Linked DNA regions of Mus musculus: regions 1, 3, 4, 5 and 6 are each linked to region 2. The links are chromatin loops, found by intact Hi-C in ENCODE. Cell type or tissue: left cerebral cortex. All regions are shown on one strand. Each heading gives the region's core, and the rest is flanking DNA. Links, peaks and the distances in the headings are about the cores only.

What was found. A loop is a pair of places that touch in the nucleus more often than their neighbours do. Peaks named below come from ENCODE experiments on the same cell type or tissue, not always from the same donor. Only the 100,000 strongest peaks of a DNase experiment are listed, where the experiment ranks them.
Region 1: it touches region 2 in a loop (6-fold over the local background); 4 of 42 quality-filtered maps call a loop at or near these places.
Region 3: a loop joins it to region 2, with 3.0 times the contacts of the local background. A loop is called at or near these places in 2 of 42 quality-filtered maps.
Region 4: a loop joins it to region 2, with 4 times the contacts of the local background. A loop is called at or near these places in 2 of 42 quality-filtered maps.
Region 5: a loop joins it to region 2, with 3.0 times the contacts of the local background. A loop is called at or near these places in 2 of 42 quality-filtered maps.
Region 6: it touches region 2 in a loop (14-fold over the local background); 7 of 42 quality-filtered maps call a loop at or near these places.

The regions. Positions count from the first base shown.
Region 1 is chr4:79,050,627-79,055,731 of GRCm38, forward strand. No RefSeq gene overlaps it. Among named protein-coding and RNA genes, the nearest start is that of A430085M09Rik, 460 kb to the left of the region's middle. In left cerebral cortex, for the core only: CTCF peaks have their summits at 1,329 and 2,201 (motif pointing left); DNase peaks (open chromatin) are centred at 775, 1,155, 1,360, 2,402 and 1 more place; H3K27ac peaks cover 2,874 bases.
Region 2 is chr4:78,209,729-78,214,833 of GRCm38, forward strand. It overlaps Ptprd (protein tyrosine phosphatase, receptor type, D), which reads right to left and starts at 2,014. Exons shown (of 40, transcript NM_011211.4): 1 at 1,862-2,014. B230208B08Rik (a long non-coding RNA gene) reads left to right here and starts at 999. Exons shown (of 3, transcript XR_003955358.1): 1 at 999-1,187; 2 at 1,865-2,472; 3 at 4,292-5,105. In left cerebral cortex, for the core only: CTCF peaks have their summits at 2,314 and 4,475; DNase peaks (open chromatin) are centred at 1,310, 1,969, 2,267, 2,788 and 3 more places; H3K4me3 peaks cover 3,920 bases; H3K27ac peaks cover 3,615 bases.
Region 3 is chr4:78,592,556-78,597,660 of GRCm38, forward strand. It overlaps A430085M09Rik (RIKEN cDNA A430085M09 gene), which reads left to right and starts at 1,492. Exons shown (of 3, transcript NR_131142.1): 1 at 1,492-3,335; 2 at 4,298-4,374; 3 at 4,695-4,929. In left cerebral cortex, for the core only: no CTCF peak of the experiment used is centred there; no DNase peak of the experiment used is centred there.
Region 4 is chr4:78,600,801-78,605,905 of GRCm38, forward strand. No RefSeq gene overlaps it. Among named protein-coding and RNA genes, the nearest start is that of A430085M09Rik, 9.3 kb to the left of the region's middle. In left cerebral cortex, for the core only: no CTCF peak of the experiment used is centred there; a DNase peak (open chromatin) is centred at 2,654.
Region 5 is chr4:78,418,996-78,424,100 of GRCm38, forward strand. No RefSeq gene overlaps it. Among named protein-coding and RNA genes, the nearest start is that of Gm32545, 150 kb to the left of the region's middle. In left cerebral cortex, for the core only: no CTCF peak of the experiment used is centred there; a DNase peak (open chromatin) is centred at 2,712.
Region 6 is chr4:77,644,471-77,649,575 of GRCm38, forward strand. All of the region lies in intron 2 of Ptprd (protein tyrosine phosphatase, receptor type, D), which reads right to left. Among named protein-coding and RNA genes, the nearest start is that of Gm38646, 340 kb to the left of the region's middle. In left cerebral cortex, for the core only: no CTCF peak of the experiment used is centred there; DNase peaks (open chromatin) are centred at 3,187, 3,767 and 4,603; H3K27ac peaks cover 3,683 bases.

The DNA.
Region 1 (5,105 bases), core at 637-4,636, 840 kb after region 2:
TGCTTATAGACAGGAGAGTGACATGACTGTCCTCTGAGAGGCTCTGTCTGCACCTTAGTGAGGCAGATTCAAATACTGAAGCTAACCATTGGACTGAATGTGAGGACTGACTAAGATGAAGGGGATTGCAACCACGTAGGAAGAACAACTAACAACTAATTGGAACTCTCAGAACTCCTAGGAACTGAGCCACCAACCAAAGATTACATACTCTCCAATACATATATAACAGAGGGCTGCCTCATCTGGCCTTAGTAGAAGGGGATGTTCCTGTGGAGTCTTGATGCCCCAGAGAACAAGAATGCCAAAGAGGTAAGGTGTTAAGGGTGGGTGGATGGGTGGGAGGGGCGCTTTCCTATAGGAGGAGGAGAGGGAGGATGTGGTGGAAGAAGGACCAAGAAGGGGGACAACACTTGAAATGTAAATCAGTATTTTTTAAAGGGGTGCTGTTAGTGGAAACTAAGTAGAGATTGATGCCATCAGCACTGCCTCTAGCACTTCTCCAATCCAATACAATGTTGTATCTCAAAACATACAGCCAAAAATATCCTCTACAATGGGTTATTCATACTTTCTTAAAACTAAATTAACTTTATGTTTTAATGTAATTCTCTGATCCTAAAGATATCACAGATTAAATCTGCTTAACCTTGGTGAGATGGCTCAGACAGAAGTCATCTGCTGACAAGGCTTTTGGCCTGAGTTTAATCCCTAGAAAAATGGTGGAAAGAAAGTATTGACTTTGTCCTCTGATCTTAACAGATATTCTGTGGCATACATGTGCACGCAATGGCACACACAAACACACACATACACACACACAGAGAGACACACAGAAAGACACAGGCACAGACACACACAGACACACACACATGGTGGGGAGAGAGAAAACGTGGAGAGAGAGAATGAATAAAGAGTAATACAAATTGATAAAGAAAACAATAGTGTTTCAGTTTTGCAAATGCTCATATTAATATATTAATTCTGGAAATAATGTGATGTTTAAAAGATTTAGGTTGGTATCTTTGAATTAAGAATATATGTCTAAATATAACAGCATCTTCAAGTCAAGTGCTACAGAAATATCTCCCTCACTAGCAGAGGGTGGCAACTGCCTCTTTTATGTAAATGGGTTAAAACCAGAATATTTTAGAAGCAAATTATTTAGCATTCCCTTTTATACATGTAAGTATAAATGCCAATAATTGTATACTTGTACCATGCCTTATTTTATTCTGTTAAAAGCAGAAAATTATTTTGAAGGAAAATCAGGTACTGGTAGTTGGAAGGAGGAACAATCATTTTCCCAGTTCCTTTTGTCTGCCAGTAGGGTTGTCAAAATTAGACCTGTGCACAGCATAGAAATCAGAGCAACTCTGCCTCTGTCTACCAGGATAGGTTCTCTTCAGCAAATGCAATAGACACAGACACTCTTTTATGTCAAGGCAGTGTATTCAGTTGCTGTGTAACAAACAGATGACCTTTTCTCATAACGTATTTTGAATTATTATGAAGCTGTCTTACAACTTAGGATAGCCATGTTTCTTCTGTTGTATAGTTTACTGTTCTGTTGTGTTTTCAAAAGGATCACCTGGGACAATTAGCAGCGAATTAAAGGGAGGCAATCTACATACATCTGAAGTCACAGTTGGTATGGAGGTTGGTATGGGATAAATATATCTCATGTTGTATAATTATTATTCTGATGTATGAAGGAAAATCTGCAACAAATTCTTTGCAATTTCCCAGTACCCACTTTTGAAATGCTGTTCTATTCCTGGGGAACATTTGTAGAAAGGGCAAAGGAGAAATTTTGCTACATTTCAAGCAAATATAATTCTTACCAAGAAGGAATTTAAATAGCCTGGCATGTTTATTGTCAGAAGTTTTTCCCTCTTTATTGGTCTTTGCAAAAAGCCACAGCATCATATTTTAGCCACCTTACAGATTTTATCCATTAAGAAACCTCAGAAACAATAAGTTATCTTGTTTCTTTTTTCTTTTTTTAACTTTCCTCCAAAAACATAATTCTGAATTGGTACTTTGGAAAATTAGCATACATTGTCATATGGCAATTATAAATACATTATAATAATTTCTGTGCAATGGCATTCTTATAGAGGCCTGTTGCTAATGTCACAAGACTTTGGTCTTGGAAGATTGGCAGCTCCCTCTACTGTTTCTCTGAGTATGGTGCGGGGAACCTCAGACTCACCCTTTGTACAATTTCCTTTCCTGTGATGCTGGACGTTCACAGCTTGTCAATTAATGGCCTTCAAGCTGGCAAGCTTTCAAACACAAGCTGACTTTCAGCAGTTGGATGGCACCTTTAGGACACCTGCTTCAACAAGCCATCTACTGCAAACGAAAGTTTGATGCTGCTTTTAAAGCAGAGCCTGTGAATCACACCCCTTCTCTGAAGCTTTCTATTTCTGTACATATCCGTCTGGTCTGTTTACAACAGATGCAGGCTCTGAAAAGCAGTCCTGCTTGGCGGTAAAAATATGTGTCTTCTTATTTCTTTTATATTCTTACAGAAACATTTATTTATTTATTTTATGGAGCTCAGGTTGGTGGATAGCTTGCTCTTCTTGACCTCATTCACATAGTATGTGCAAACCAATATTTTTTTTTTCATTTCTGTCTCATGAGATTCATTTCTCATTATACAGTCTACATTTCTTTCTAATTATACTTAACTTCTGTGACGCTAAAGGAAGAAAAAAGAAGAAATAGGTTCTATTCTTCCTTCAAATAGAAATTTCCAGAAACCAGGCTGCATTTGTAATATTTTTTTCTTATACTACAAGGGTCATCTAAATAGCTAAGAATAAAGGTATTTATTATGCTACAGTGTCTCAGTTATTTCAGATTATGTGGCAAGGAAAAAATTAACATACTTCATCTGCTAAAACATGTAGAACTGTAGCCACTTTCTACTTTGCCTGAAATGAATTTCAAGAAGAGCATAGATGATGACATTAAATTAGTCTAAACATATAAGACAATAGGAAAGAAAACTTGACTGGATCACTTTGTTCTTGAAAGTATTGCCAATTGTTTAAAATTAACAATGTCATTTTGACATACAGGGTTTTTTATTTTACCATTGTTGGGTTGCGTGGGTTTCATTTTCTTCTTTTTCTTTTGTCCAGGTAAGTGTTGCAGTGTAGTACAAGCTAACTTCAAATTCACAGCCATATCCGGTGTAGCAGCCAAGTCCTGATATTGTAAGCATACAGCACTGGAATTTACCTTATGTTGGTTAACTAGACTCAACCCACCATGGATACCACTCTTCAAATAGACTATACCAGTATCACTTTTTTTCTTTTTTGCATAAAACATATCTCAGATGCAAAAAGTAACAAAAGACAAAGTAAAAAATTTTCTGAAAAATGATCCTTTTTTGCATATAAATAATTGTTCTAGAGAACTGCAATATGATTGTTTATGTCATCTAGAAAAAGCATTTTCTCCCAGGGAAATAGGATGCTCTGTAGAGATGATTCACTGACAAATATACAGAGAATTTCACTTCTTCCTTTGTTCTTATTAAGATATTATAAGAAAATGCTAGGGTAAACTAATACAATACTACCCTATATTTGAAGGATAAAATAATTTTGTTATGATTGTGACACAGAGAGTAGTATTCCATGGCTTTGATTTCATCAAAGTAAGGCAGAGGCAAGCAGATCTCTAAGAACACAAGGCAAGCCTAATCTATATACTGAGTTCCTGGTCAGATAGAGGTGCATAGTGAGAACCTGTCTCAAAAAAGAGATAGGAACAAACAAACAAACAAACAAACAGACAGGACTTATAAATTATGGAACTTGAGCACATAACAATGAAATAAAGAATAACCTTGATATTTTACCTTATATTATTTGGTTTATTGACTGTTTTAAACTCATTGAAAGTTATGAACATAAACTATTTCTTGATGTGTTTTGAAATAAAAATTTGGTCTATGTATAATTATATTGACTAATAACATTTAAAATATCTTAATTTGAATTTACAGAGAAATTTCATTTAGTTCTTAGTGAAATACTATAAGAAGATTATTTTTATGAATCAATTTATTTATGGGCTCATTCAAATATGTGAAGAACCATTTTTAAAATTATATGTCCCAGAACAGAGGAATACCAGGGCCACGAAGTAGGAGTGGGTGGGTTGGAGAGCAGGGCAGGGGAAGGGTATAGGGGACTTTCAGAGAGGAAACTAGGAAAGGGGATAGCATTTGAAATGTAAAGGAAGAAAATATCTAATAAATATTGACCCGAAGCTTGTCTCCTAATATGTATGCCATTTCCTGTCCACCTCCTTCTTCAATATTATTCACTGAGGCACAGAGACACTTAGTGTAACAGCTACAGTGTTGAGAGCCATGCAATGCTTCACCATCATCTATCAAGCTCCTAGCTTACAAGGTTAAGATCCAATAAATCCACATTTTAACTGTGAATTCTTAGTAGTAGAGCTGGGACATAATAGAAATGAAAGTGTATTTCCTACCTAAATTCTGACTCTATGACCAGACAGTATGATCATCAGAAACTGTTGAAACAGCTGCTCTTCAAGCATGCAGACCTGAGATTTAGTTAAAATAAAATTTCAGTGTGAGACATCATTGATTTAGATAATGATCTTAAAAAATTCTCACATTTGTTATGTTTGAGAAATAGCTGCTTACATGACTTTTTGTGTAAATCTTTGAAAAAAATCTTTACAGGAAAATATAGCATTATAGAAGTAGTACTTATTCATTTGCAGAGAGATTATGTTTTGGCATCACTCAATATGAAAAATTAATTGCATATTTATTACTAAACATGGCAGAGGAATTTGAAACACATAAATGACTTGTAGATGTTCAGGTATTCCAGTTTATTAATATGGAGAGGATAGACTTTATCAGTAGTTTAAATCAAAGTAGTTTTTATTTTGCAGATGTTTCAAAAGTAATTAGTTGACTTTTCTAAAAAGCAATGAAAACATTTTGTGCTTGCATAAATATTATTTTCATGAGGCATTATCATTTTCAGAAAAGCATTGTCATGTGACCTAAATACTCTGGCATACTTAGAGATTAC
Region 2 (5,105 bases), core at 715-4,714:
TGTGGGAATAGATACGTACTAAAATATATGTAATTGAATGTTTGGTTCATTCTTAAGTACTACAGCTTATGGACAATTATCCCTTTATGTATTTTTTTTCAAATGTCATGCATCATCTTAGAGATTTGAGGTCACAAATTATAGAGAACATATATATATATATAATCCAGATTTGATCAACCAATGATCTCAGTTTAAATTATTTAAATTCAATCACAGGAATGGCAATGGAGAGCAAGGGGTGAGAAATAAAGTGATGTTCAGGAGACAATGACACATCTTTCTGAAGTGATTCCCTTCCATTACAACTTTGTGTAACCAGAATCATCATCGGGTACACTGTCCTGTCCAATCACTCTAAAACTTATGTCCCAAGACAATCAGAACCACCCAAACAAGATGGCACAGTTCTAAATGCTTTTCCATTTTCAACCATTCTGGCTTTTTTCATACTTTTTGAAATCGATGTCCAACGAAATTTTTACTTAACTATTTGAGTTGAGAGGTGACAAGATTTTTGACTACAAAAGTCTCAATTAATTATGAGAATTCTCATAAGCATTAATTGATAAGTGATTCTTATAATGAAATTTGACCTGCTAATTAGTTGTAATTCTCAGTCTAATTTTCTAAATTTGCAAGGGTTTTGTTGGAAAAGTATGTATTATATTAGCAGAAAAAAAATGAGTGTTAAAGATAAATCACATTGACTTTTTTTCTTATCACTATTTGACTCCAGTCTGTATTAGGGCCATTATGTCGAAGAACTTTGCATTTAAATCGGTTCAGTTGTTTCTAACCTGCAAGTCCTACTGTACCTACAGTATATGTAACAATGCAAGAAGAATTAGATTCAGAACCCATTTGGCAGTGATAAAGAGGGGGAAATGCTGAAACGTTATTGATTCTCTTTCCTCTTGTGCAAAACAAACTGACTCAACTATATTTTTCCTGACATAACATAAAGGTTTTATTTAGATATTACAAAATATTGGCGAATGTCAGGCTACACATGTCTCCTATTCTTTTATGGTACCATTAACCCTTTGATGGGAGGGAGGACGGGTGTCCTACTTGCGTGCACAGAAAAGCTGCAGCCTCTGACAGGGAATGCTAGTCCAAGAGAAATGCTACCTGCAAAAGTTTTTGATGCAGCGATATTCAGCCTTCAGAGATACCTTAAACCTGTCAGCAGCTGATGAGCCTGTCACAGTTCATAACCGGCTGTGTCAGAGTCCCAGCCTCAGCCTGCTCTCACACTGCATTCTTCACAGTTCCACTCCAAATTAACTTCATCAGATTCTCCACCTAGGCTTGTGCCAGGACTTCCTCCACACAGAAACGCCTCACAGACATGAAGTCATCCGAATAGGATTGTATTCTAGTCTTGCAAACCATCTTTCTTAACTTTCCCTTGACCCAATTAATTTCGCTCGGGCTCCTTACAACTAAAGATAAAACAAGCAACCCACTGAAGTCAGCAAAGGATGGAACTTGGGGGTGGACCAGGGTTGAAGGTTACAGGAAGGAGGAGGCAATGGGCTGGTAATCCTCAAGATTTCCTAGGTAATAGTGCTTCAATCTTAGAACCAACCAACATGTTCACAAGCCAGGTCTTCTAGCAGCCCTCGAACAATGAGCCTTTAACAATCAGACTCCTGGGAATGCTGCACATGCAGAGAGACACTCCTAAGTGATCTTCCACAAAGAAACCCACACAAAAATGTTTAGCGAAGCACTTCTCAGGTAGGAATTACTCAAGTTATATAAGGCAAGTTCTTCCCTGGTAAAAGGAACCGGGAGGAAGCATTAGGTAGACGCCTCACTTTGGAGAGCAAGACCAGAGAGCAGTTTTACTTACTAGGGCAGCCGCTCCGCTCTCCTCGGGAACAGAGGAGTCTTCCTTCCCTTTCTTCCAGTCCAACCGAGAACTGTCTTTCTGTCCCAGGGTCCGGGCTCAACTGCAGACAGGGAGAGCAACGGCCTCAGCCGGCAGCGCTCGCTCGGCGTCGGTGGGCTGCAGCGCTTCGGCTTCTTTAAAAGTGGTATCTGCGTGTGCGAGGGCGGCGCGGGAGGGTGGCGGCGCGCTCGGAGCCCGCGGGTCCCGCAGACGCCGGGGCGAGTGCCCGCAGGTGCGGCGGTGCGCGCGGGCGGGGCGGGGCGGGGCGGGGCGGGACGGGCGGCTGCTGCGGGAGGGAGCGCCCGGGATGCTGGGGCTCGCACTCCGCTGGCTGGCTCGCTCGCGCTCGCGCACAGGCGCTCGCACACGGCCCCGCGCGCCGCCCGCGCTCACCTGCATTTCCTTAACGAGCCACTTGATGGCTGCGGCGGCGCGGCCGCGGCGGGCAGGACCGGCGGGGGGCGGCTGGCTGCCGTGGCGACAGAGACCCGAGCCCAGGCAGCCAGGCCTTGCCTCCAGCTCAGCGTGGAGAGCACCTTCCGGCTACCGGGCGCTGGACAGCGCCTGGCCAGGTGCGCACTTCTGCAGGTGTCCCTGCTGCCCTGCTCCAGGTTTCTTGGAGGGAAGCTGGCGGTAAGGGGTGAAGAGTTGGGGTCTGAAATGTAGGGACCAGAGCAGTACAGTCAGAGGATGGAGAGAGAGAGAGAAAGAGAGAAGGAAGCACTTGTCTCAGGGATGTGCTTCTGATATAGGATGTAGTTTGCAGTCCGGGAGCTGGCCAGTTTGGTGGGGCTTTTAAGGGGAAGAAGGGGCTCCGCCATCGTGCTGGTTATCTTGAAGAAAACCTGTGGAAGAGTTTCTGGGATGCAGCTTTGGTACTCCGGAGACGACGCCCACAGGTATATGATGAAGAGGGTCCTTCACCACCACCTTGATATCCCAACGCAAATGGTTTGTGCCTCCACCCACCCCCAGATGCACTTCAGACTTGGGGCTCCTGAGAGAGGAACTTAACCCTTATTCCCAAGAACAGTAGACAGGGAAAATCCTCAAGGACAGGGTGGGCCAGATAGAGTAAAGGCTTTCTTAGGTTTACATTATGTTTGATCAGAACAAAGCTATTGGCAACAAATGCTGTTCCCTGCTAGACAGAAAGCAAGCACATCCCACGGTTGGTGCTTAAAATGAAAAGAAACCAAAATAATTATCACTTTGGTAACAATAAGCAACCTAGAACATTGCAGGTGTACTCTGGCTAAAGGTGTTGTGAACATTGTGGAACGAACTAAACAGCTGTGAGCCACTTCTGCCCAAAGAGGCATAAAGCTTCATCAAAATAAGTGACATGCTCCCACAGCGTTCTTTTCTTTCTTTCGTGCCTGATTTCATTCTTGCTTAGTTTCTTTGGCTCTTCATGAGTGACCCATCCTCTGTCGGGCTCCCTGCTCAGCCTCCCTAAAGCCACTGTGCTCACAAATCCAAAAAGTTTCACAGGTACCTTCATTGTGTCTTAAAATGGCTTTTGGAAATGTCAGTATGTAAAACAAGTGACACATGGTGTAAGAGAATGCACGTGACTTCTTTATGCAATTATACAGAGCACTTGCTTTTCTTATGTGTTGTCTGTCCAAGATGGTGACTCAGTCTCTGTCTCTGTCTCTGTGTTTCTCTCTGTCTCTGTGTCTCTCTTTGTCTCTCTATCCTTCTATCTCTGTTACTCTTCCTGCGTCTTTCTCTCCCTCCTTCCCTTCCACCCTACCTTTCCTTCTTCCTCCCTTCCTCTTTTACTCTCTCCCTCTTCTCCCCTCCTCCCTTTCCTTTTCCTCCTTTCCTTTTCCTAGACTCCCTCTGCTTCCCTTCTTTCCTCCTCCCAGTATCTCCTTTGTACAAATGGACCCTACTCAGTCCTGTCTCAGTCCCTTCCAGTTAATGTTCTATAATGGTTTTACATGAACTTTGTAAGGCAGCCTCTGACTACCAACAGGGAGTTGGTGCTGACTGGTAAAGAGGGATGCTGGGACTCAAGGATACAGCTCCGTTTCCTGTCATCACTAGGTCATTACATATGCTATTCTACTCAATGCCAAGTGGCAGCCGAAATGATTTCCTCTCTGCTATCCATAATCATATCTTTATCCTCCCCTTGGAAACATAATTAATAATAAAAGATATAATGCGTCTTGAAACCATGGGAAGAACAGATGGATGTTGCTATGATGTTAGCCACCTTCTCCACTCCTGCTGCTGACAGTGTGGCCACTTTCCCCTTTGTTCAGCCGCTTCTATTGGGTTAAGCGAAGCATTTGGCCCTTCTACTGTGTTCTCCTTCCACCTATCCCCTGACAATAGTTTGTGTATTTTAAATAAAGATTTCATTCTGCCAACCCGCAGGAAGCTTTTAACAAGATGCAGCTGAGCGTGTCGATATCTTACATCTTTTTACTGCTGTTTGGGTTGCTCAGCTACTTGAAGCTGCTCACTGCCTCAGACAAACACTGGCACCTTCCAGAGACAATGTTCCCTGGCTTGATTTACGCTCATTGTTACAACTATCCTTTGGTGCCCTCTGGAAGTACACAGGACATTGCAAGTAAAGGAAGAGAGTGGGTGTTGAAGTGAAGCACTGTTCTGCCTCTTTCCACTGAAAGCACCATATATATATTCACTGTGAATAGCTCTATGTAATGATTTTGTTAATGATTATTGTTGTGAACATGGGACTGAAAATGGATTATGGTTCTTAAGTTGACTGTACCAAGTCTTGGGAGTTAAATGTGTTCATCTACCTATCTGTTAAATCTGGAATATTTACTAGGATTTATAATTTCATTGAAAAAGCAGATTTATATGTCTTTATTAAGCAATTGGTGGATATTTTCTTTAAAAATGTTTAAATTGACTGTCAATTAACCATGTGTTTAAAAAAAAAACAAAAAACAAAAACAAAAAACATGAGGTGAAATTGAAATCAACAAAACAGACAATGAGAAGAGGAGAAAGAGCAGGGCCTGGAATGTAAGCCCATACAAAGATTATCTTTATCTGACAATGTTTCTTCATTTACTAAATATTAATTTCACTTTGTTGTATTTAAGCTTATAATTGGTTTGACTAGTCTGCTTTAAGAGGAAGAAATCTCTAAATTTACATTTGGATTTTAGATTTTGGAGTAAATACCACGTTCCAGCTTCAGTTTTTAAATTAG
Region 3 (5,105 bases), core at 790-4,789, 380 kb after region 2:
TAAACCAACCTTACATTCCTTGGGATGAATCCTACTTGATCGTGGTAAATGATGGTTTTCATGTGTTCTTGGATTCGGTGTGCAAGAATTTTGTTGAGTATTTTTGAATTGATATTCACAAGCAAGATTGGTCTGAAGTTCTCTTTTTTGGTTGGATTATTGTGTGGTTTAGGTATCAGAGTAATTGTGGCTTCATAGAATGAGTTAGCTAGGATTCCTTCTGGTTCTATTTTATGGGATAGTTTGAGGAAAATTGGTATCAGGACTTCTTTGAAGGTCTAGTAGAATTCTGCACTAAATCCATCTGGCCCTGGGCTGTTTTTGGTTGGGAGATTATTTTTGTTTTGGGATTTTTTGTTTATTTGTTTGTTTTCAGATATTTTCTTTATTTACATTTCAAATGTTATCCCCTTTCCTAGTTTTGTCTCCAAGTTGGGAGGGTTTCAATGGCTTCTTCTATTTCCTTGTGTGATATGGTCCTGTTTAGATAATTACCTTTTAACTTTGGAATGTGGCACCTGTCTAGAAAACCATCCATTTCATCTAGATTTTTCAGTTTTTTTTTTTGTTGTTGTTGTTGTTGTTTGTTTGTTTGTTTGTTTTGTTTTTTGTTTTTAGTAAAGGCTTTTCTAGTAGGGTATGGTGATTTTTTTGAATTTCCTCAGTTTCTGTTGTTATGTCTACCTTTTCATTTCTGATTTTACTAATTTGGATACTGCCTTTTGGCCCTTTAGTTTTGGCTGGGGGTTTAATCTATCTTGTTGATTCTCTCAAGAACCAGCTTTTGGCTTTGCTGATTCTTTGTATTGTTTTCTTTGTTTCTATTTGGTTGATTTCTGCCCTGAGTTTGACTATTTCCTGCCTTCTACTCCTCTTGGGTGATTTTGCTTCTTTTTTTTTCTAGGGCTCTCAGGTATGCTGTCAAGTTGTTAGTGTAAGATCTCTCTAATTTCTTTACCAGGGCATTTAGTGCTATGAACTTTCCTCTTAGCACTGCTTTCATTGTGTTCTGTAGGTTTGGGTATGATGTGTCAATACTTCCATTAAATTCCAGGCACTCTTTAATTTCTTTCTTTATTTCTTCCCTGATCAAGTTACCACTGAGGAAAGAGTTGTTCAGTTTCGATGTGTATCTGGTCTCTCTGAAATAATACCATGCACCTTATTAGAACCCTATGGCTTAAGGCTGGTCTTCAATAACAGCAAAAACTACAGAAAGTCAATTATATGGTCAATTTTGGAGAAGGTACTATGAGTTACTGAGAAGGTGTTTTCTTTTAGGCTGAAATGTTCTGTAGACATCTGTTAAATCCCTTTGGTTCATAACTTCTCTTAGTTTCACTGTGTCTCTGTTTAGTTTCTGTTTCAGTGACGTGTCCATTAGTGAGAACAAGGTATTATAACTTCCATTATTATTGTGTGAGTTTCAATGTGTGTTTTGAGTTTCATTAAAGTTTCTTTTATGAATTTGGGTACTCTTGCATTTGGGGCATAGATATTCAGAATTGAGACTTTCTGTTGGTGGATTTTCCCCTTGATGAATATAAAGTGTCTTTCTTCATCATGCTTGATAACTTTTGGTTTAAAGTCTATAATATTGGCTATTAGGATGGCGACTCCTGCTTGTTTCCTTGGACCTTTCACTTGGAAGACCTTTTTCCATCCTTTTACTCTGAGATAGTGCCTGTCTTTTTGTCGAGATGTATTTCTTGTATGCTGCAAAATGCTGGATTTTGTTTGCATATCCAGTCTGTTAGCTTATGTCTTTTATAGGTGAGTTGAGTCCATTAATATTGAGAGATATTAAAGAGAGATGACAGTTGATTCCTGACATGTTTGTTTTTGTTTGTGGTTTTATGTGCTTGTGGCTCTCTGCTTTTGACTTTGTTGTGAGATGCTTAATATTGTATCCTTTTTTTGGTACAGGTATCTTCCTTGTGTTGGAGTTTTCCTTCCAGGATTCTCTGTAAGACTGGGTTGGTAGATACTGTGTGAATTTGTTTGTGTCCTGGAATATTTTGTTTTCTCCATCTATGTTGATTGAGAGTTTGTCTGGTTATAGCAGCCTTTGCTGGCATTTGCGTTCTCTGAGAGATTGCATGACCTCTGACCAGGCTCTTCTGACTTTCATTGTCTCTGTTGAGAAGTCTGGTGTAATTCTTATAGGTCTACCTTTGTTTGTTACTTGGCCTTTTTCCCTTGCAGCTTTTAATATTCTTTCTTTGCTCTGTGCATTTAGTGTTTTAATAATTATGTTACAAGAAGATTTTCTTTTCTGATCACATTTATTTGGTGTCCCATTGGCTTCGTATACCTTTATGTCCATCACTTTCTTTAAGTTGGGGAAGTTTTCTTCTATGATTTTGTTGAAGATATTTTCAGGTCCTTTGAGCTGGGAATCTTCATTCTCCTCTATTCTGATTTTTTAGATTTGTTCTTTTCATTGTGTCCTAAAATTCCTGGATGCTTTGGATTAGGAGTTTTTTATGTTTAGAAATTTCTTTGACAGTTGTGTCAATCTCTTCTACTGTACTTTCTACACCTGAAATTCTTTCTTCCATCTCTTATATTCTGTTGGTAATACTTACATCAGTAATTCCTGACCTCTTTCCTAGGTTTTCCATTTCCAGGTTTGCCTCCATTTGTGTTTTCTTTATTGTTTCTACTTCCACTTTTAGGTCTTGGATCACTTTATTCAATTCCTTCTCGTGTTTACCTGTGTTTTTCTGTATTTCTTTCAGTGAGTTATTGATATCTTCCTTAAAGGACACTATTATCTTCAAGAGATGGTATTTTAGGACAGATTCCTGATTTTCATGTGCATTGGTGTATCCAGTGCTTGCTGAGGTGGTAGAACTGGGTTCTGATGATGTCTACATATTTTGGTTTCTGCTGCTTATAGCCCTGTGCTTTCCTTTCGCCATCTGGATATCCCTGCTGTTTGTTGATCTGGGTGACTGTATGGAGTCTGGCTCTTTTGTCCCTTGGGTGTTTCAGATCTCCTGGTAGGCTTGCTGCCCTGGCTATATCAGAGCACCTGTGGGGCCTTCCTATTGGGGGCTCTTCACAGGGGCAGAGAAGCTGCTGATCTGTTGCCCTGGCTGCAGTAGACCTCCTGGGAGGCCTTTAGACTGTTGGGTCTTCCTTGGAGCAGTCAAGCTGCTGTCCAACTGCACTGAGTGTAGCTGACACTCATCTTTCCTGAGAGCAGCAGGTCCTCAATTTATCTGAGTGAAGAGGGTCCTCAACTGCTCAACTGCACTGAGCTCAGGGGTTCCTCTACTGCTCTGAGTACAGCAGGTCCTCTGGGATGTATGGAGATATGGAGTCTTCAGGTGAGCAGACCAACTAGGGGTCTGCCACAGCAGCAAGAACCAGGTGGAAGGGGTGGGAGGGATGGAAGGAAGGGGAGTGGTATTAGGGAGTGTGGTTGTTTTGGTGGGTCATGGGTCCTAAGTCCACCAGGCTCCCAGCAGCAGCTCAGGAACTTAGGCAGGGGTGTGTGGGGGTGGTTCTTACCAATTGTTTTGAGTGCAGTAGGTCCTCTGGGATGTATCTAGATATGGAGTCTTCAAGGGAGCAGAACAACTAGGGGTCTTCCCCAGCAGCAAGGACCAGGCAGAAGTAAATCTACTTTAAAATGCCTCATTAGTTCTTATTCATCAGCCTTCTGTGTCTAATTTTATAGCAGAAGGAAACAATGGCAGATTCAGTCATCAAAATACAATTTCTTATATATATGCAGGTGCAGCAAATAAAGAAAAACACAGCCTCCTTGTTAAAAAAAAAAAGAAAGAAAAAAAAATACTTTAACAAGATATTTAGGACTGTATGTTCCAGAATTTCAGATAGTAAAGAATTAATACTTATCTTTCCAGCTAGAATTTAATTAAAATGTGAGATGCATTTTTATGTATCAATGATTCTTAACTCACCATTACTCTTGGAATATTCTCATTGTTGAAACTAGTAAAGGACACTCTGATACTCAGATTCTCTCTCTCTCTCTCTCCCTCTCTCTCTCTCTCTTTAACTTGTAGGGTAGGGCAAGGCATAACTTCTGTAACTACTCTTAGCTAGGATGTAATTCAGTAGTTATATGATTGAACATAGAAGGTAACAAAGGACCACCGGTCTTAATTAAACCAGAAATGTCTTACAGACAGAGAATATATACTTACAACAACTCTACACAGTGCATTGAAAAGCATCACCTGAGTTTAGGTCTATTTTTAAGCCTGTTGGGAAATTGATTTTTTACTTGAATAATTTTTCTTGCTGTTATATTCACTTTCAGGTGTTTATGAATTCCCTATAGTGTCACCGTCTCTTCCCATCTGTGCACTGATGTCCCAGAATTCACACACTCCACAGGTGTGCTTCTGTCTTGATGATCAACATTAGTATGGGATTTTAAGACAGGGCCATAGGAATTATGAATCTGGGGCTCTTAGTTTTGGGCTGTGGATTTTTTAAACTAACGCTGTCATTCCAAGAGTTTCTATTTCCACACACAAAATGTGGATTTTTCTTTTAAATGATACCTACCTTAGTATTGTTGTCTTAAAGGAGACAGAGCCACAAAGACTCATAGTCCACTGCCTTTGTCATACTACGTGGCTAGATGTTGCTTAATTGATAGAGGAACTATAAAGCTATGTCTATAAGCTTTTTCTTCAATTTTTTTCTACAAGATAACCATGGCTGCCCAAGGGAGAATCTACTATTGCCAAACTACTGATTGCATGTTGAAGCTGGAGCAGATTGATAGGAGAAGATGACAACAGTGTTTTCTGAATGATTTGTGGTAAACATTGAAGTGACGGTTAAAACTTCACATATGTGTATTTAGAGTTTTGGATGACATTAATGTCTTGTATACAGTTTGTTCCATGACTGAGAAATAATATATAAAGTAATTTTATTAACTATTGATGAGTTAAAGTTACTTTTAATGTTTTATATTTTGATTTTAATATTTAATATATGAACATATATGAAAAACTGCAATATTTAGCACAATGTCCATGATAAAGACCACTACCTTGGCAATTATTCTTTGGATAAAATTGATCAAAATAGGCACCAAAGCAAAAATAGCCAGG
Region 4 (5,105 bases), core at 729-4,728, 390 kb after region 2:
TAAATAAGTCTATGATGCACATAATGGAGCATGTGTCCTTATTATATGTTGGAGCAACTTCTGGTTAACATATTTTAAGCACAGGAATTACATGGGCATACATTCACTAAAAAAGAAAATTTATAAAAAGAATGTAACAGAGAGAGAGAGAGAGAGAGAGAGAGAGAGAGAGAGAGAGAGAGAGAGAGAGAGAGAGAGAGAGAGAGAGAGAAATGCTAGTGTGCACTGAGGAGAAAAAAAAATGTCCGTAAGACACTCTTGCTGGATCAGAGTTTGAAAGCTTTTCTTTTGAATTAGCTTGTGAAATAGAGAGAAATGATTGCAAGCCATGATTCCCAGTAATGCTGGCTTCATATTCAGACTTTCTGTGGCTTTAAGCTTATAATTATTATGGCAATGTCTAGGACCTGACTTACAGTCAGAATCTCTGGAGAAAGAACTCAGATGACTACTAAGAAGTACTTCCCCATATCCTCTAATATTCAAGACTTCTTGAGGTTGAGAAGCCCATTGTGCACTCAACTGCAGAAATAGGAAAGTGAGGGTTTGATTTAGACACTGGAATATGTATCTATGAGGAGGTGGGATAAAGAGGAACGCTGTATAACAGATTGTGTCTATTTTGTGAGTGGAGACAGCTTAGAGACATTTACAAGCTGAGGATCCTGAGTGTCCTGGGGAATTCCAATATTGAAGACTTCTTATGAAAGAAGATTGGAAGCAAAACCAAGAGTGAATATTGCTGTTTATTAAAATAAATGCTAGATTTAAAAGAAGTAATTTGTGGTAAAACATTGTGATCTTTGCTAAACCACTAAGTAATACAAATTGTGAATGTGTCCATGAACTTAACAAAAAACTCCAGATTGTTAGCAATTCAATCTCTGCATGTCTTTTGTCAGTACAGAAAAAAAAAATAGAGAACAATTTACATTGCATAAACACACACACACACGTATACACACAGATGCACGTGCACACACATATAGGATTTATAATATGCTGCATATATTTGGAAGTAATATTCTATTTAAGATTAAAGGATTTCTCCATGCTATCAAGAAGAAAAAAATCAAGTTTGGAGTAGTGATTAAAACAGGTACAAGAGAAGGAATTGTAAAGGGTAAATAGTATATTTTACTTGTTGCTGTTTTTTTTTTTTTTTTTTTTTTTAATAAAAGCAGAATTGAGCCTCAGTTCAGGGTATTCAGTGATGAGTGACCATTGGAAGACTGAGTGGCAGGTCCATTGTCTGAGCATTTTCATAAAATAACCAGAAGATCTAGGTTTATTACAGATTAAACATAGATGCTCAAGTGTGTCTTATATCAACTCTCAATAATTTGGCTTATCTCTAGGAGTGGTGAAAATGATGTATGTATAAATTAGTACATGGACTCCAGGTTTACGTTTTAGGTATAGATCTTGACTTCCCTGACAACTACTCTAGCTTACCCATGAACCTCTATCAGTGCCCCAAATCACAATACTTGAGAATGATGATGTCAAGATTCCCTCTGAGGTTGAGACTACAATTCTTATTCCTCTTGTCCTTTTTTATCAGTGCTTTAGCCTCAAAGATTCCTTATGGGTCTCTTTGCTACTCCAAGTAATAATAACACTGTAAAATGGTTCACTTTATAAACAATAATATTAGAAAACATTAGAAAGTAGTTTTAAAAGATTTTTGCAGGGCTTTAGTTGAACATAACTCATTTATTTGAGGAATCTTTTCAGTTATCAGTGTAGATGCTATTTGAAAAATTATCTTCATGTCATGCAAGAGTGATCATTGTTTGTTCAAGTGCTTTTATGTCAAGTGTGTGCACACTTAATAGATAACATTGGATTTGCTGTCAAGTATGCTTATGCTCCCATTTAAAGCTTCCTTTCCATAGAATTGTGAAACCTTTTCCAAGGCATATTTGATATACAGACAGAGTTAGCAACAATGATGTCAAGGCAATTCAAATGTCTTCATATTTTATTTTGATAATAAGAATGCTAATTCAAAATGTACATTACATAGTTAAATACTAGTTTACAAATTTTAAAATAATAAATTAAATCTTGGGATGTTTCACATGGGATTATAATTCAATTGTCAGCCCAAATGATATGGACACTCTTGATCTTTCCATCAAAGTTAGTCTCAGCCAAGCAGTTAAACATCTAGATGACTTCAGGATTGACTGCACAGCTTTGGCTATAAATAACAAGTTTGGCTGCTAGTGAATGTGGTGAAATTGCAGAAGTTATTTAAATCTTCTAATTCACAAGTTTCATGATCTTTAAAATAAATGTAAGATTATTTATAATAGTAAGACCATCCATTATATAGTATAATAAAAATATAAAACATATACATAATTTATACATATATTTGCACACTGAGTATGTAGCACTTGATAATTATTTAATATAAATTACCTCTTAAAGTATTTCTAGAATAATAATAACTCAAACTTTCACCTATGTGAGATGTGTCCAGAATCAAACTCTTTTAGCTTGCCAGCTGCAGACAGTTCCCTCGCTGCCAATGCTCTTAGCAACTTGCTTTTCATTATGGTCAAGAAGCTGTCTCCTTAATGGACTTTAAGTTCCTTAAGGTATGTGAATTTAATCTTGCTGGTTTTCCAGTACTCCACCCACTGCTGGCATAGAGTCTTCCTTCCCATAGAAGGCCTGCAAACTGAGTGTCTCATCTTGATATAACTAGACATTGTCTAAAAGAAACTTGCTAAAACACCAAAAAGAAAGAAAATCCTGGAATGTAACTGCAATGTAAGTAAACAATTTAAAAGTTTTCCATTTAAAATATTCTGTACTTGAGTAAAATATCTGTTTTTACTATGTTATTACAGGACTTATTCCAATGTAGGAACCAGGTGAATGTGATATTGTTGATACAATATATAAACTAGGATGAAGAAGATTAATTGGCTATTATAATCCCCCCGCAAGACAGTAATAAACTTAAAGAACAAGGCACACAGTCCAAACAAAACTCATCACAATAATCCAGAAACTAAATAACTTATGCATATTCCCTAGAACTGACTTTATCTCCTTCTAGAGCAAAGACATCGTATCCTGTTATTTAAGGGTTTTTTTTTTCCCCTGACATGATGCATGGTTAATTCAAGTTTCAAAATTGATTAAACCACCTGATTGATTGCAGTGATTACTTTTCTCATCTCAAGCTTGGAGATAGCATTTGTAATTCTTATTAAAAGTTGATTACTATTTAATACTGGTAATATTGTTGAATGTTGCATAATAAATTCAAAACTGAAAACTGCATACCAATTATTAAATATAAATATAGAATAAATCACATTACGAACTGATAGGAAAATTCAAAGTCATAATATTAATGGTAACACGAACCTGAAAAATAATCTTAGTGAAAGCAGTATTTCTCTAGTCTTAAAGAAGGCTTTGCATCTTCTCTGTGGTCATTTATGACTTTAAGTTGGAAACATAAAATTGTATGGTTATCTATTGGCTTTCTCTGTACAATTATGACTAGATATGTAGTTGAAAAAAACATTGAATTTAGTTGTGCTTTCCCTATACATGCCATCCCTTGCTCATAATGGAGTGTTTTGGTGGAAATACTGAACTGTGTGCGTACTGGGAACCTAAATGGTTGGGTCTGATTATGCAGAATACTACCAGTCTTGAGATTTCTTCTTCTATCTGTAAAATGGATCTCAGTGAAACCAAAACTTCAAAATGTCCAATAAATGAAAGTGCTTCAGGAGACTGCTGAAGGAGACAGACCGGGAACATTAAGGTGCCTGGCATCCTGTGAGCCAATGCTTCAGGATCTCCTATGCTCAGATCAGAGCACGGCTCTTCCAGAGCAGCTTGAAGAGAATCATGACACCGAAGCTGAAACTTCTTGCCGCTGGGAACCACATACAGAGTTAATGTCAAAAATTATGCAGAGAGAGAGAAAAAAAAAAACAGCCCCTAATGAGTGCAGACTACATGAACTTGTAAAAGCACTGTGTTTAAACTTCATGCAGTGATGGCTAGAACCACCTATTCTGAATCTCACATCCTGAGAATATCAAACATGTCATTTTCTTACAGGAGACAGTTGAGATTAGTGGGAGGGACATGCAATGCAGAAGAAGGCTGAGTAAGCAGAACAAAGGAACAAATGGGAAATGAAATGACCTCCTAACTTTAGATGAACATGACTCAAACAGGATAGAAATCAATGAGCTGAAGGGAGCTGCCAAGGAAACTTGGTTGGGTTTAATGCACCAGCGAAAGGACTTGGTAGACTTTTGGGGTCTTGTCCTGTACTAAGTACAATTCTTCTAGGTTATGGTAGTCTTACCAGGCCAAGTCACAGCCATAGTAACCCCTGGCTCCAGTGCTACCGAACACTAAGCCCTCTGTGATCTTGAGAAGATTAAGTGAGCCAAAACCAAACTGACTCCATTGCAGGCTGCAAACTGGCAGTTTGTGAAACTAGGCCTAAGTTTCTAAGTTTCTGTTTCTCAGAATTGGCAAAGTCCAAAACATATCAATTACAAGAAAAACTACCCCTCATGAGCAGCCAACCAGGAAGTTGCTCTATTTCCTAGCCTAAGCTAACTTCAAGGACAATCAGGAACTGTAGAGGATGCCTTTCCTTGAGCTATGTAAGTTAATCAGCAAATTTCCCCAAATTACCCACGGTCTTAATGAATCACAAAGGCACCCATACTCGTGAATATAGAAACAACCAATCGGGAGGGAGGGGGGGTAAAATTCACCCACTCCTACCCTAATAGGCTTTAATTGACCCTACAAGTCTACACCTCAGTCTTCTATCCTGATGTATGGCAGACCCCTGCTTGCATGTTCTCTGCAAAATAAACACTCTTTGAGTTGGATATCATTTCAGTCTGGGGTATCACTCTTTGCGAGGCGTGGGCCCTTATATTTTAATGCACTCAAAGATGCTTTGCTATGGTTTCCATCCCCTCCCCCCCCCCCCCCACACACACACACACACAATGGGAAAGCAGCTAGTTGTAAACACCAACTATGGAACTGATTTCAAAATAGCAGAGCCAATTAGACTTTGTCTCAAGGGCCTACAT
Region 5 (5,105 bases), core at 589-4,588, 210 kb after region 2:
TAGTCCCATACCATAATCCAACAGAATAATTCAGTATGGAGTTACACTAGCACTCTCAATTGTCAAAAATAGAGCTAAGCACTGAGGTGATATAGTTAATTTCCCGAGTTTTTAGGAAGATGATTTTGACATGAATTAGCATGATAACTAAATATTCCCATTTTTTTCATCCATAAAATGAAAGAAATCTGAAGTCCTAATCAATAACCTACCTGCAAAATTCCAAACCACATTTCAAAACTGGGTAGTTCTGTCACAGCCAGTAGAAGTAATGCTCTCTAGCTCACTGGCTCACTAACAACTAAACTCATCGAGATGTTTAAAACTCTTATGTGGAGATTTTTTTCTTTGATTCTTTGCCATTCAGAGTAAAACATAAATTGCTTTAGAAGCAATAACATGAAAGGGCTAGTAAGATTGTTTCATATGTAGAGGTTCCTGAAGCTGGGACCAATGACCTCAATTTGATTCACCATGAAAGAACTGACCTCTGGCTTCCAAACACTCTACATGGTGTGTGTGTGTGTGTGTGTGTGTGTGTGTGTGTGTGTGTGTGTGTGTGTGTATGTGTGTGTGTGTACAAATAAATATGTAAACAATGTTTTTAAAATATTAAAAGAAAAATAATTTCATATGAAAGTGAATGAGCATGATGCTAGCGATAAATACAAACTGAAACTAACTCAATTTGCTAAAAATTTATGGTTCTGTGCTTTCCAGGATAATGAGGAGATACTCAAGAGTTATGAAGTCCTCATATATTTAGCTATACTTGACATATTTGGAGAAGGAGTTTCATTATGCTATAAGTTTAGAAAGAAGTTATATACACAGGTAAAAATTTATAATGTTTGATATGGCTAGGGACTTTTTTTTGACCTTATTATGGGTATTGTACTTTTGCTTTGACTAGGAAAACTTTGTTTTAGTGACTATGTTCACATCCAAAACTGTAGCTATTAACAGCTTCAGTTGTTAGAAGCTCCAGGGAATGCTATTATCTCCTCTCTCCATTTCTCACATGATTTCAGGTCTACCCAAAAAACTCTATTCACTGATGTGCATCTGAAGACTTGATATCTCATCTGATCTGGGAGAATACTACTTTTCTTCATGAACAGCTTTCCAGTGATATACTCTGAATTCTCTGAGCTAGAGGAAAAATCTTGGGACAAATAATGAAATGAATACTTCTAAGATTTGTATGGGCATATGTAAGTTCAATAAAAGCTCTGATTTAAAGAAGATAAAATTAAAAAAACTAAGGAAAATTCAAGACAATTGCAAACATTTCAGTGTCTGTTATTTCCTGGCCCTTGACAAATCTTCAAAGATGTAGTTAACTCTTTAGAGAACAACACATTGGATTATCGGCTTAGATAAGCACATGATCAAAAAAAAAAAAAAAAAACCACATCATTGTGAAGTCATTCCATAATTTGTTTTAACTCTATTAAATTATTTGGATAAAGTTTTTGATGTATATGATCTTTAATAATATGTAATGAAAATACAATGCTTCTAATGATATATTGATTCTTTAATATTTGAGTTTAACAATGTTTTCTCTTTTAATCTTTAAAAAAAACCTGAATTCCAGAATTGTTTTTGCATTATACAAATTAGTAGTTCTATTTCTCAAATTCCTTACATATAGTTGTATATAGTTAAAGATTACAATATAAATTAAAACTGATTATAATCAATTTTATGAATATTTTGTGAAGGGGATGCAAGAAACACAAACTGAAGGTAAGCTAATTAATATTCTTCAGTCAACAGAGGTAAAATAGGATGATTGAGCACAAGGACTATCACAGTTAAGGTTTCCACTGATGTGAATCGACATCATGACCAAGGTTACATTTTTTTAATTGGATATTTCATTTATTTATATTTCAAATGTTATACACTTTTCCAGTTTCCTTTCTGAAAATCCCCTCCTCCTCTCCTCCCTCCACCTGATTCTATGATGGTGCTACCCCGCACACCCACCCACACCTGCCCCCCAACCCTGGCATTCCCCTACACTGGGGCATCAAACCTTCACAGGATCAAGAGCCTCAACTCACTTTGATGTCCAACAAGGCCATTCACTGTTGCATATGCAGCTGGCGCCATGGTTTACTTCATGTATACATTTTGGTTGGTGGTTTAGTCCCCGGGAGCACTGGGGCATCTGGGTGATTGATATTGTTGTTCATGCTATGGCATTGCAAACTTCTTCAGCTCCTTCAGTCCTTTCTCTAACTCCTCCATTCAGGACCATGTGCTAAGTCCAATGGTTGGCTGTAAGCATTTGCCTCTATATTTGTCAGGCTCTGGCAGAACCTCTCAGGAGACAGTTATATTAGGCGCCTGTCAGCAATCATATTCTTTTCTTTCTTTTTTTATTGTATTTCCTGCAAACTATATAAATATATAAACTCATCTATTCATATATATATATATATATATATGTGTGTGTGTGTGTGTGTGTGTGTGTGTGTGTGTGTGTGTTTGTGTGTGTGTGTGTGTGTGTGTGATATTTTCTTTATTTACATTTCAAATTTTTTCCCCTTTCCAGGTATTCCCCTTCTGAAACCTCCTATCCCATGTCCCTTCCCCCTACCTCTGTGAAGGTGTTCCCCCCCAACCACCCACTCCTGTCTTCCCGCCCTGGTATTCCACTAAACTAGGGCATCAAACACCCTCCCGCGCAATGATGTCCCTTCAAAAAGTCCATCCTCTGCCACATATGTGGCTGGAGCTATGTATAAGCTTTGGTTGATGGTCCAGTCCCCTGGAGATCTGGTGCTTTGGTCTATTGGTACTGTTGCTTCCCCTATGGGCAACAAAACTCCTCAGCTCTTTTAGCACCTTCTCCAACTCCTCCATCAGGGAACCCGTGCTCAGTTGGATGAATGCCCAGGTGGAGCAGTCTCTGCATGGCCTGTCCTTCAGTTTCTACTTCACACTTTGTCTCATTTACTCCTATGAGTATTCCGTTCCCTTATCTGAGAAGGACAGAAGCATCCACATTTTGATCTTCCTCTTCCTTAGCTTCATGTGGTCTGTGAATTGTATCTAGGGTACTCTGAGTTTTTGGATTAATATCCACTTACCAGTGAGTGCATATCATGTATGTTCTTTTGTGATTGGGTTACCTCACTGAGGATGTTTTCTAGTTTCATCAATTTGCCTAAAATTTCATAAAGTCATTGTTTTTAATAGCTGAGTAGTATTCCATTTATGTAAATGTACTATATTTTCTGTAGCCATTCCTCTGTTTAAGGACATCTAAGTTGTTCCCACCTTCTGTTAAGTAAGGCTGCTATGAACATACTGGAGCATGTGTCCTTGTTATATGTTTGAGCATCTTTTTGTTATATACCCAGGAGTGATATATCTGGTTCCACAGGTACTTCTATATCCAATTTTCTGAGGAACCTTATAACTGATGACCAGAGTGGCTGTACCAGCTTGCAACCCCACCAATAATGGAGGAGTGTTACTCCACATCCTTGTCAGCATCTTCTGTCACTTGAGTTTTTGATCTGAGCCATTTTAACTGGTATGAGATAGAATCTCAGGGTTGTTTTGATTTTCATTTCCCTAATGAGTAAGAATACTGAACTTTTTTTAGGTGCTTCTCAGCCATTTGATATGTCTCTGTTCAGATTTTTGTTGTTGATGTTATTGTTTAGCTCTGTTCCCCAATTTTAATAGGGTTATTTGGTTCTCTGGAGTTTAACTTCTTGAGTTCTTTGTATATATTGAATATTAGCTCTCTATTAGATGTAGGATTGGTAAAGATAGTTTCCCAATCTGTAGGATGCTGTTTTGTCCTATTGACAGTGTCCTTTGCCTTATAGAAGCTTTGAAATTTTACGAGGTTCTATTTGTTAATTGTTGATCTTAGAGCATAAGCCATTGGTGTTCTGTTCATGTAATATCCCCCTGTGTGTTCAAGGCTCTTCCTCACTTTCTCTTCTATTAGGTTTAGTGTATCTGATTTTATGTGGAGTCCTTGATCCACCTGAACTTGAGCTTTGTACAAGAAGATAAGAATGGATTGATTTGCATTCTTCTACATACTGACCTCCAGTTGATCCAGCACCATTTGTTGAAAATTCTGTCTTTTCTCCACTGGATGTTTTTAGCTCCTTTGTCAAAGATCAAGTAACCAGTGATGTGCGGATCATTTCTGCTTCTTAAGTTCTATTCCACTGATCTACTTGCCTGTCTCTGCACTAATTCTATACAGATTTTTATCAGGATTGCTCTGTAATGCAGCTTAAGGTCAGGGATGTTGATTCCACTAGAAGTTCTTTTATACACAGCAAACCAGTAGCCAACATCAAACTAAATGGAGAGAAACTTAAAGCAATCCAACTAATGTCAGGGAGTAGACAAGGCTGCCCATTCTTTACCCTCCTACTCAATATAGTATTATAGACCTAGACAGAGTAATTAATTAACAAAAGGTGGTCAAAGGAATATAAACTGCAAAGGAAGAAGTGAAAATATCACTATTTGTAGATGATATAATTGTATAGTTAAGTTACCCCAAAAATTCCACCAGAAAGTTCATAAACCTGATAAAACAACTTCATCATAATGGCTAGATATAAAAATTAACTCAAACAAATCAGTAGCCTTCTTCTACTCAAAGGATAAACAGGCTGAGAAAGAAATTAGGGAAGTGACACCCTTCCCAACAGTCACAATTAATATTACATACTTTGGTGTGACTCTAACAAAGCAAGTGAAAGATCTGTATGACAAGAACTTCGAATCTCTGAAGAAAGTAATAAAAGATCTTAGAAGATGGAGTCCCTGCCCCATGCTCATGGATTGGCAGTATTAATATAGTAAAAATTGCCATCTTGCTGAAAGCAATCTACAGTTTCAATGCAATCCTCATCAAAATTCCAACTCAATTTTTCATAGAGTTATTAAGAGCAATTTGCAAATTCATTTGAAATAACGAAAAAAAAAAAAAAACAGGATAGCAAAAACTATTCTCAACACTAAAAGAACTTCTGGTGGAATCACTAAGGTAACTCTTATAAAAACAACATTTAATTGGGACTGGCTTCTAGTTTCAGAGTTTCAGTCCATTA
Region 6 (5,105 bases), core at 755-4,754, 570 kb before region 2:
CAAATACAATTGATAAGTGGCTTGGTTAATTACTATTAAATTTATTAATGGAATGAGATTGCCAAAATTACCACTTAAATATGTGACTTATTTAATGTAATTTCTAGATTACCTTAGACAACACAGAACATATCCAACAGTTGCTGCAAACCAGTGGCCAATAGTCTGTGCTGTTGTTCAAGAAATGCTCATGTACTGTACATTATTTCTAAAAGAAACTTATTTCATTTACTGGGTTAAGAATTACAAGTGCATTATATATTTTGTTTATGTTTCTATTTTATGAGGTTTGCTAAGTGAGATTGAGGAAATGTGACTCTGCCAATTGTACCTTTTTCTTTCTAAGTGCAAGAAAACAGCATTTCAGTACTAGTGAATAGATCCTTCCCACAATATGATATTTTGTTGCCAAATAACCTAAATTGTGAATGTTGCATAAAAGTCCTTAGTAGCTGGATTGTTTGCTAATCCTTAGATAACAAGTTTACACTTGGCACTAATGAGCCGGATGCTAAAGCCCATATTTATGATGTTTATGCTTTTATTTAATGTAATAGATTCTCAGTCTTTTGCATTAGAATTTTTGTTTTTAAGTTTTCTGTTATAATGAATTATATTTTAATATTTTAGACTTCTTTTTGTTAGTTTTTAGTCTCTCTATCTAGCTCAGGCTGACGTTAAAATCACCTTTTTTCATCAAAGTTTGATTCCTTCTGTCTCCAGTTCCTCCCCAGTCCTGGACATGTAGGCACATGCTGCATGTCTGCTTGCATGTGCCTACATGTCCCCTTGCAATTTAAGTTATTACAGTAGTCAAGTTTGTTAGATTTCAACAAGGAACATAAGAAAATGTTGTTACAGCTCCAGCATCAAAAAAAAAAAAAATAGGATTTGGAAAATATGCAAAGTTTCTGATTATTTTAAAATGACTTTATTAATTGCATGAATCTGAAGATTAAAATGGAGACCTGTAAGTGTGAAGCAAAAATTCCTCAGAATGCTTTTTTGTTTTTTCTCAGAAATATGTTTAATAGTGTGCCCCTTACTTATTTTCAATTGTGTAAGAGAAAAAATAAATGTAATCAAATATGCACCATTTATCAGAAATGATATTGTGGCAATTGCATTTAGGGAGCAGCCCGTACTCCCTGCTCAATTAGGAAGACCATCAAGAAGATGATGTTATTCTGGGTAGTGCTTATGCTGAAGGCAAGTTAAGTCTTCTTTATTTTAAATGGATATCCTAGAAAACATGTAAATCTTAAGATCCCACTTCACCTACCATATAGCCTTTTTTTTTTAACACATCCCAGCAACAACTGTAGATATCTAAACTATAATATAGACAGAAAACAAAATTTATAATTTAATTTTAAGTGCCATGGGATACTATTGTCCCTAGATATGTTACTACTCAAATACCCTTTGCTCTGCTTATTATAAAAATGTTCCTTATGAACTAGCACGAATAAAGGCTGAGTATTTGTTGACTATAAACTAAAAATTGAGTGTGGCTAGCTAAGGAAGCAATTACAGTGTCTGCAGATGAGAACAAAATGGAGGGACACCCCTGTGTAAGTCACTGTGCTGTAAGTACAGAGGATTGCATTGGGGAACTTAGTTACATTCCCACATCATTAACCTGTTTATTTGGTTCTGAGAGCCAGATATAACATCTGAGTGCCCACAGGCAATTCTGTTCTCTTTACTTAACCACAGCCCACCACCTTCACCAGATTCCTCCTGAGCTCGTAATTATTAAAAGCAAGGTCACATGAACTAAGACAGTGGCAATGTCTAGCACGGAAATGTTATCTCTTTACCACCACCCCATATCCTAATAACTGCATGCTTTCTCAGCAGAACTGCCAACCTATCTTCATTTCGGATGGTTCCCATCACAGTCAGGTAGAGTTCCCAGTTTCCAAGTGAAGCATTAGCTGCCTGCAAGCTGTGTATTATCTCTACACTTAAATCTCGCCTTCTATTCGTTGATACAAAGAACATAAAAGCTTTCCTGTGAGGGAGACCATTGACATATATATTTTTTTCGACTGTATTTTCTACTAAGTTGCTGTGTTCTGGCTTTTGACCTTTGTTTTACATTCCTTTTAGCCTCAGCCCTCTTGTTCTTTGAGCTGTTTATTTTGAATTTCTGGTCTTTCTTCTTATGCTCTTACAATTTTCATGCTCCTAGCCAAAAAGAACTCTTGATCCTGCAGTCTCTGACAGGTCGAGTCAGTGTTCTGCTCCTTGCTAGTTAGCAACATTAGATATAAAGATGTTTCGGCTATCTTCTCATGCCACCTTGACCTGTGGGTCCAGCCTTCTCTTTAGGCAAGATGCACTTGGTCCACCTTTATTCTTGCTTGTCTCTTCATTGATTCTGCTTTGTTTCCATTTTAATTTCATAGGTCAAGTCTAGTATTGGTTCCCAACTGATATGCATCATCTTCTTCATTAATCCTCACCATTAAATATCACTGAAAGCATGTGGAAAAAATTTTCAATAGGAGGGCAGGAATTAGACCATCAAAATTTATATTGGCAAGGAAGGAGTTTCTGAAAATCTTCATTTCATGTATGCAACTCTCTTATACCTCAGATCTTTGTACTTAGGGGCAAAAGAGCCTACATTAATTGTCACATCTCCTGCAAGTAAGTTCTGTTTCCAAGAGTTCCTTTCACTTAAAGGCCAACAGATTACATTAAAGGAAACCTCTTCAACCTGATTTTTAATGGGAATCAATATAAGTAAAGAACAACAAAGAACCAGCAATTTGATGGAGAGATGATCAGCTGGGATAGTTTTGAGTGATCACAGAGATGTTCCATGAGTTTAAAGGGCAGCTGTGGGCTCTGACCATGGACAGCATACGCAAGAACAAGTCTGAGAACAAGTTTGAAGAACATATAAAAGTAGCATGGTAGACATAAGAAAAGTAAAGATCTGTAGAGAAAGTGGTGATGTCATTGGCAAGCACAGAGTCACATCACACTACTCCCCCAGGTGTGTGGGGAGCACCATGGAACAGAGGCCTGGGAGGCCTCTGTGCAATCACCTAGTATGGCCTCCTCCTTTTTCCTGGGTTTTAAGAATACATCATGTTTTTCCTGCCTCCTGTACCCCATACTTAGAAAGTTTGGCTCTGCATGTTCAACACTTTCAGAAATAGTTGCTGCCTTAGAACAGTCTGAACTGGATTAAAAGAAGACTGCTTCCCTGGGGGAAGAGGAATGACAAAAGCAAAGTTGCTGCCCTACATGGGAGCTCAGCGCATGCTTCGCATCTGCTCTGCTTTCCACATTTAGTCGGGCTCTTCCCTTTTGTAATATGCCAGATGACGTAATGCTGCAGAAACTTCAGGGTCAATGCTAACATTTTTATAAGAAAAACATTTTAAAGTGAAGAACTAGCAACTTTACAGTGTTCTGGGGCCACTCTGTGTTTTCACAGTAAGTCTGTAGCTCTAGAGAGATCCCCAAGATACTATTAATAAGGTGGGGAGAACCTACATCATGTACGGTAGATTTTATATAAAGTCTCTTTATCCCTCCCCCCCTCTCTCTCCCCTCTGGTGTGTGTGTGTGTGTGTGTGTGTGTGTGTGTGTGTGTGTGTGTGTGTGTGTATGTGTGAATATGTCTAGTATTGCTACTTGTAAACACTCTAGCAACAACTTCATACTTTAGGGCGGGGGCTTTTACAGCAAGCCTGTGTATTTACTTAAAGTGGCACAATATTTACACTTAAGGATCCCTCTGGAGTGAAGCAGTTAGTCACGCTTCATCTGCTTGTGCATGACTTTTCTCAAAGGCAGTCCTTTCTTTTGGCACTAACACAGTTAGATTGTAGCCCCCATGACAACACATCTTCTGTGCTTATTGGCTTTTTTAATATACTATAACTGCAAGGAATTGACCCATTATATCTTAAGAAATGTATCTCTTGCAAAGGCCCAGAGAAAGTTTGAGAAGATTGTAGCATGAGCTGGTGCCCTCTGAAGGAGGGTAAAGGTTGGAAGAGAAGCAAATTATGCCACATCTGAGAACACTGGAAAGTTTGGGAACATTAAAGATCCATATGATCTGAAGGAAAAAAAAAAAACACGGTGCCATCATACTATAAAATCTAAGTGTCATTATACAGTAAACCAAGCAAGAAGCAAATGTTCTAGTAACTAATGTTCTAAATAAGGAAATAATAGAATGGTGATGTAAGAAAACACAACAAAATAAATTAACACCAAAGAAGCCTCTTACTGTATATTCTTGACAGAATTTTGTTGTGCCTTTCATTTTAATGATATTAAAGCTTCCATAGTAGCGAAGCTAAAGCTTTGGGGCTCCACAAATAGTGAAATACGGAAGAAAGATACTCTATATAGGCCTTAATTAGAAAATCACAGAAAGTAAAATACTAATTTTGTATTTAAACTCTGTGTAAAAGAAATGTTCAGGCAATGCTTCTTTTTCATAATTATTAAAGCTTCCTAAGTCCATGTGAAATATATACTACTCCTTGCCAAGACACGTGTACCTCAGGCATAATAATTTTTAAAAAGTTGCTATGTTCTCACAGCAGATTTAACACCCACATAACACAGAAAAAACTCAGATGTCACTGTGTTCTGTGTACCTCACACACTACTTTCTATAAGCGTGGAATGAAATCATTGTTATTTTTAAGCAATGAGTTCATTTGCTATGATAGGGAAGAACAAGAGAGGAATTTCCACAGAAGTGTGTTTTGTTGAGAGATTCTTGGATATAATTTGGCAATGATTGTTCTCTATTACTTCCTTGAAAGTATTAAAACTGGTAACCAGAACCCAGCCTTTCCCCATGTGAGATCTCTTACAGCCAGTAATACATCCTCTACAGTTGTTAGTCATAGTGTAACTTATTTTCCCAACAAACATCATTGGTACATGAAACATCCTCTTCATGTGTCAAAGGGAACTTCCTCATGTGAGGAATATCCAGTGTTTGGATGTTTCCTCAGTAAACATGTTGACCTCCCTAATGCATTCTTATTAACTTAGGTATTCTTTAAACAGGTTTTAAAACTCATAAGAAGCACAAATATATCATAATTATAAAAACT